Linked DNA regions of Homo sapiens: region 1 is linked to region 2. Evidence: chromatin contacts called from ENCODE Hi-C or POLR2A ChIA-PET data. All regions are on one chromosome and are shown on one strand. The core of a region is the stretch at or near the end of the contact, and the rest is flanking DNA. Distances in the headings are between cores, read along the strand shown. Region 1 overlaps LTBP1 (latent transforming growth factor beta binding protein 1). Region 2 overlaps LTBP1 (latent transforming growth factor beta binding protein 1).

The links. Hi-C counts contacts between places; a loop is a spot of excess contacts on that map. ChIA-PET counts read pairs that join two places held with the same protein, here RNA polymerase II (POLR2A). Pooled maps may share reads with other maps.
Region 1: a loop to region 2 is called in a map of endothelial cell of umbilical vein, with 13 times the contacts of the local background. The contact joins two enhancer-like sites. A Hi-C loop is called at or near these places in 2 of 168 maps with a recorded cell type or tissue (ascending aorta and endothelial cell of umbilical vein) and 3 of 50 pooled maps. POLR2A ChIA-PET finds 5 or more read pairs at or near these places in 1 of 52 experiments (MCF 10A).

Annotation. Positions count from the first base shown.
Region 1 is chr2:33,290,212-33,292,911 of GRCh38, reverse strand. The region is part of intron 19 of LTBP1 (latent transforming growth factor beta binding protein 1); the gene reads right to left. Among named protein-coding and RNA genes, the nearest start is that of MIR4430, 130 kb to the left of the region's middle. Within about 2 kb of position 1,296, at least 4 of the 41 ENCODE cell types and tissues checked have a DNase peak (open chromatin) inside an H3K27ac peak, as active enhancers do; they include ascending aorta and endothelial cell of umbilical vein, where a contact is called at or near this core.
Region 2 is chr2:33,069,210-33,071,909 of GRCh38, reverse strand. All of the region lies in intron 3 of LTBP1 (latent transforming growth factor beta binding protein 1), which reads right to left. Among named protein-coding and RNA genes, the nearest start is that of LTBP1, 120 kb to the right of the region's middle. RefSeq lists a silencer at 1,834-2,128 and an enhancer at 1,071-2,270. Within about 2 kb of position 1,374, at least 14 of the 41 ENCODE cell types and tissues checked have a DNase peak (open chromatin) inside an H3K27ac peak, as active enhancers do; they include ascending aorta and endothelial cell of umbilical vein, where a contact is called at or near this core.

The DNA.
Region 1 (2,700 bases), core at 47-2,546, 220 kb before region 2:
AAGTAAAGATGGCTTGTTGTAGGGGGGAGGAAGGAAGAGACGGGAGATTTAGTGCAACATCTCTACAAGAAAGCATTTTCCAAAGAACCAAAGATGGGTTGAGGTCTATTTTGGAAATTGATGAATTCAATAGGATGGGAGAGTTCACAAAAGCAAAAGATATGACTCATGACCCAGAGAAATCACAGAGAAGTTTTAACAGAAAGGTGAAAAAGAGTCCAATAAAAAGCTCTAAAATGGCAGTGAATCCATATGATAAAAACCAAGTAATCTAAGGGACAAACACAAGCCTACTGGGCAGTTTGAAGGTAGGGCACACGCTGAAGAGGTAGATAATAATAATAGCACCTAATCTTTATCAAGCACTTGCTACATGTGGGCATTAAAAGCTTTACATACATCATCTCATTTAATCCGAACAAAATCCTTATGGGCCAACCATTTTATGGAGGAAGGAACTGAAGCTTAGAGAAGTTCAATAACCAGCCCAACGCCACATAGAAAATGGTGGTTCTGAGATGTGAACCCAAGCCTATCCTTTTAACCTGACTGTAAGTTTCTGTCACAGGCAAAGTTAAATCTAGTGATAGAAACAGTTAAAGAAAGAGAGAATGTATGAATTGATGTTTGTTTTTATTATTTGCTAACACAGCATTTATATTGAAAATAATCATCTAAAATCTACTTCATTAAAAAATATTAAGTCCCTACTACATATTACTATTTTTCAAAAATAAATAAACATGTAAGTTCTGTGCTCCATTTGAATGGCCCTGGGTAGGTCCACCGTATGTCACAGTGACAGACACTAGTGAGGTATCAATAAGCAAGAACTTAAAGAGGAAAAACTTAAATCACAAAATGCTAAAACTACACATACAATAACACAATTAGGCTTAATCTTATAGGGGTCTATAACATAATCAAAGCATCTTAAGCCTAAGCCAGGCAAACAAGGAGGAAAAGACACGTGACAGCATCTGTTTCACTTTTCAATGCTCACTACACCACGAAAGCAGCAAAGCTTTCTACCCTCTTAAGGCAGTCACAAGCACACTGACAATACAAACCCAGAGTCTAGATTGCATGCATTTGCACTGTATTAAGACTGTATTCTTTCTTACAGTGGAATGCAGAAACGGAGTTGTACTAAAATGTGGCAAACACGTATCTGTGAGTGTGCACACGGGTGTGTTCCCTGCACATACTGAGAAGAGCCAAGGAAATGGCACTGCCTAGGTGCTCTGCGTTGCTTTCACAAAATATCACTAATTATGGTGAGCTGACTCTAGTCCACGATAACAAAAATAGCACTTCCAGACTGACTCATTAACCACCCTTTCCTTGGTTGTGGGAATCCACTTCTGTAAACACTGAAGGCAAACAACTTGAAAGAAGAAGCCAAGCATTGGAGCCAAAGTAAATAATGGGAATGAGCCTAGACACCAGGCATAGAAATTCCAGACAGCAACAGGAAAATGTCATGTTTAGTATCTGGTTTTGTTTCAAAAATGTTAACAAGCTCAGAAATGTATGGATTGCTCTCTTTAATTATTCATGCACCAGGGAAAGTGATTTATAAGGCTGTAGAATATAACAGCAAAATCAATTTCTAAGACCATACTTTCTCTAGGTAAAGTAAATTAACAGACACTGCAGATTACCATTTAGGAGATACTTATAAAACTTCTATTTTTCTAGGCTACTCATGATTAATGATGAAGCAGAATGCCTTGAAATATCTAGGGTAGCCTGATGTGTTTATTCTTTCTTTACTTATTATAGACATAATTGCATGGAACCAGAATTCTGTCAAGCCAATCACCGTAGATAGAACAGTTTGAACTGAAAGTACATTGCCTTAATGAGACTATGCTCCTGAGAAAATAGCAAGACAGTAAAATATCACTAAAGAATCTCTACAAAGAAGGAAGGTCTCCAGAGAGGAACCACACGTAAAAACACTTGGTGGATGCAAATGGTGTAAAATTAATTCAGCATTATATCGTTGGCCCAGATTTCTCTCCTAAACTGTAGAAGCATGCATCCAGCTGGTAAGTCTACTGGACATCTCCTTGATGTCCCCCAGGTACCTCTGAGTCTTTATGGCCAAAACTGACCCCTCCTCTGTCTTTTCTTTATGTTATTTTTCACACCAATATCTAGTACCATTATCTACTCAAATGCCCAAGTCAGAAACCTGAGTCCTTATTTTTACTCTCCCTCTTTCCTCACATTGTTATTGCCCAGGCATACCAATCTGCCCTTCAAATATCTCTCAAATCACCTACTTTCATTCTTTCTCACCCGAGTTACTGCCACAGTCTTTTAATTTGTTTGTCTAAGACTTGGCTTCTCTAATCCATTATCCAGCTTGCAGACAGAATAAACTTTTTTCTAAAATACAAATCTGATAAATGGTGTTGGCTCCTCTACTTTAAAAACCTTCCATGACTTTCAGTGTTCTTCAGTTTAGTCAAGGACACAAACTTGTGGGGCCCTGGGTGGTAATGATAGCAGAAGGCTTGGCCCCCACAGTTCTAGCTTCCAACCCTTGGGAAGATCTCCCATCAATGCCATAAGAAGTGCTATGCTTTGAAAATGGTTTGTCCCTGCTAAAACTCATGTTGAGGCTTGGTTGTCAAGGTGGCAGCATAGGGAAGTCGTGCTTTTAAGAGGTGATTAGTTCATTAAGATAGA
Region 2 (2,700 bases), core at 125-2,624:
GCAGAAATCCCCACACATCCGGTGTCAGATTTGCTTTGTGAGAGTATAGTGGGGGAAGCACAGTTGGAGTTTTTCCACATTCAAGCTGCTTTGTCAGCTTAGGTCCCACAGTGAAAATGACATAAAGAAGAATCCCCAGACGACCCGTGATGAACATGTCCCACGTGTGATGATATGGCACAAAGCCCAAAACAGCCTGTAACTACTATCTGCATGAGGAAGAAATAAATCTTTGTTATTTCAAGCCCCTCAGATTATGACTTGTTACGACATCATAACCTAGCCTATACTTGAATTCTATCCTCCTTCCATTAGCTTGTGGACCACACCCTTCTGATTCCCTGCTTCCCTTCCCCCTGTTCCTGCTCCAAAATCCATTCTGCAGCCACCTCCTAGATGCTGTGCAAGGCAGCCTCTAAGATGGCACCCAATGATCCCACTGCCTGGTAGTCCAGATTCTTGCAGAATCCTCTCCCCTAGAGTATAAGGCAGATCAAGGGACTCATTTCTAATGAATAAAATATGACAAACATGATGGGACATCACTTCTGAGATTGCGTTTACAAAAAGACTGTAGCTTCTACTTTGTCCACATTCTCATTCACTGTGAGGAAGGCAAGCTAGCTGTCCTATGGAGAGGCCCAGGTAGTGAGGTATGAATGAGGCCTTCCGCCAAAAGCCATGAGGAACCAAGACCTACCCAAAGCCACGTGAGTAAGCTTGGAAGTGGCCTGAACGACTCACTCTTTGTTCCCATTGCTTATCTAGTCAGGGACTGCACATAGTGGCCCTCAACCCTGGCCATAAAGAACTCTGGAAAAATCTTTACTCTGCAAGCTCCACCCAGACTTGCTGAACCCACTATGAGTGGCTGTGGCCAGATCATGTATGATTAAAGAATAAAAAGTCCACAGGTGTTTCTCATACATCTAGCAAGGGTGAGAACCACTGCTTTAGAGAATCACTCAGCCCAGCAATTGGATGATGAGGAAATGCCCAGAGAAATGAACTGACTGGGCCAAGATCTCATAGCCCGTGGCCAACGTGGAGTTTTGACCCTATTCCCCTGACTACTAAACAGGTGTTACTCCCCCACGCCACAGTGCCTTCTCTACTGGGGTCTCCTCTGAGCTCAACACTCTAAGAAAACATACAAGAAAGGCACAGCCCTGCCTTCAAGGAGCTGCCTGCACAGGATCTACAAATTAGAAGGAAAGAAGCCCGTTAGAACATGCCTCTCCCATAAGCTGTAAGCAGCAAAGAATGGAATAGGGGTTCCAGTTCTTGTAAATTAGGTGTGGCCCTTGGGCTTCTGGGAAGTTTCCAATGTGGGCTGGCAAGTCTAGGCATTCTCTTGGCACAAAATCACCGAACAGTAAAGAGGTATCCGCTTAGGTGAGTGACTGGGCAGACATTACTTAAGAAACTTAAAGGACTTCTTTAAGCAAATCCCAGCCACAGTTGAAGTGATGGCCTGTGGCCACCAGCCATGGCTAGCCACCCACCGCCTGACAGCAGCTCAGAGGTTTCGCCATCCCAGACGGGCATGCCGCCCCAGTTATTTTACCCTTCACTTAGGGCCACCGTCACCTTGCCATGGCCCTAAGCAAACTATCCTTGGCAAAGCAACAACGGCTCCAGATGGAGAAATGACACACTATTCCAACAAACTTTTCAAAGGAAAAACAAATAGATATTTCTGAGTTTGTTTTTTTGTGGGCAGCTGGAAAAGAAAATAAATCCACCAAATACCAACACCTCTCCAAAAAGTGTGTTGCCAGGACCATGATGACTGGTGTTAAGAATGAGAGTTTCCGGCAGAGAGAATGTGACACATCGCTGAGTCAAAGGCAGGCCCAGCCCTGGCTGAAAACCTTTGTCAGAACTGGGTTATGCTTTCACTGTAAGAAGTTTAAAAGGAGGGCAATGGTGAAGTCACATCCATGAGTCACTTTCCCACATGCTATGCTCACTTTTCAACAGGATCAACAGACCAAGTACCCACAGGGTCTCCCTCAGACTGTGAGCTGTTGAGAGCTCTTCGGGGAATACCGTCTTCCATTCTAAGTCATAAGCACTGTGCCCACCCACTCCCTATAAATAACCCAGAGAAATTAATATTGCACAAAATGGTGAAGACAGTAAGCATTTGTGGATGAAAATGGGGGAAAGGGAGAATGAAGAGGCAAAAATCAAAACTGCATGATGTTCATTCTTGTTCTCTTCAACTTTGTTTTGTGAGCAGATAACTGGTCTGGATGCAGATGTCTGTACTAGGAACCTGAGTCTATGAGGCTTGAGAATAATCTTGACTGACAACTTCCAGGCTGTGCTGCACACACACCAAGGGTTTCAAGGTCAGCAGGTAACATTGACCTGCCCTCTGTTCACCCCAGAGATGCCTTAGCAAACAGCAAAAACTCTGGGGCAGGCAGCTCAGACTTGCTTGTTGCCCTCCTAGGAGACAACACTACCTTCTAGATCAAAATGGATCATAAGTGGGAATGACAAGAATGGGTGCTTCATCTGCAGAAATTTGGGAACTGAGGGACTAGATATTCCCATGCACAGGAGGAAGAGGTGCAGACTAGAGGGAGAGGGTGTGGGTATGAATGGAGTGGGGCGGGGAGGGAGGCATCAGTGCACAGAGCCAGGGGCATCTTTCTCCCCAGTCCAGGCTCTCGGAAGTCTGGCTTTGAG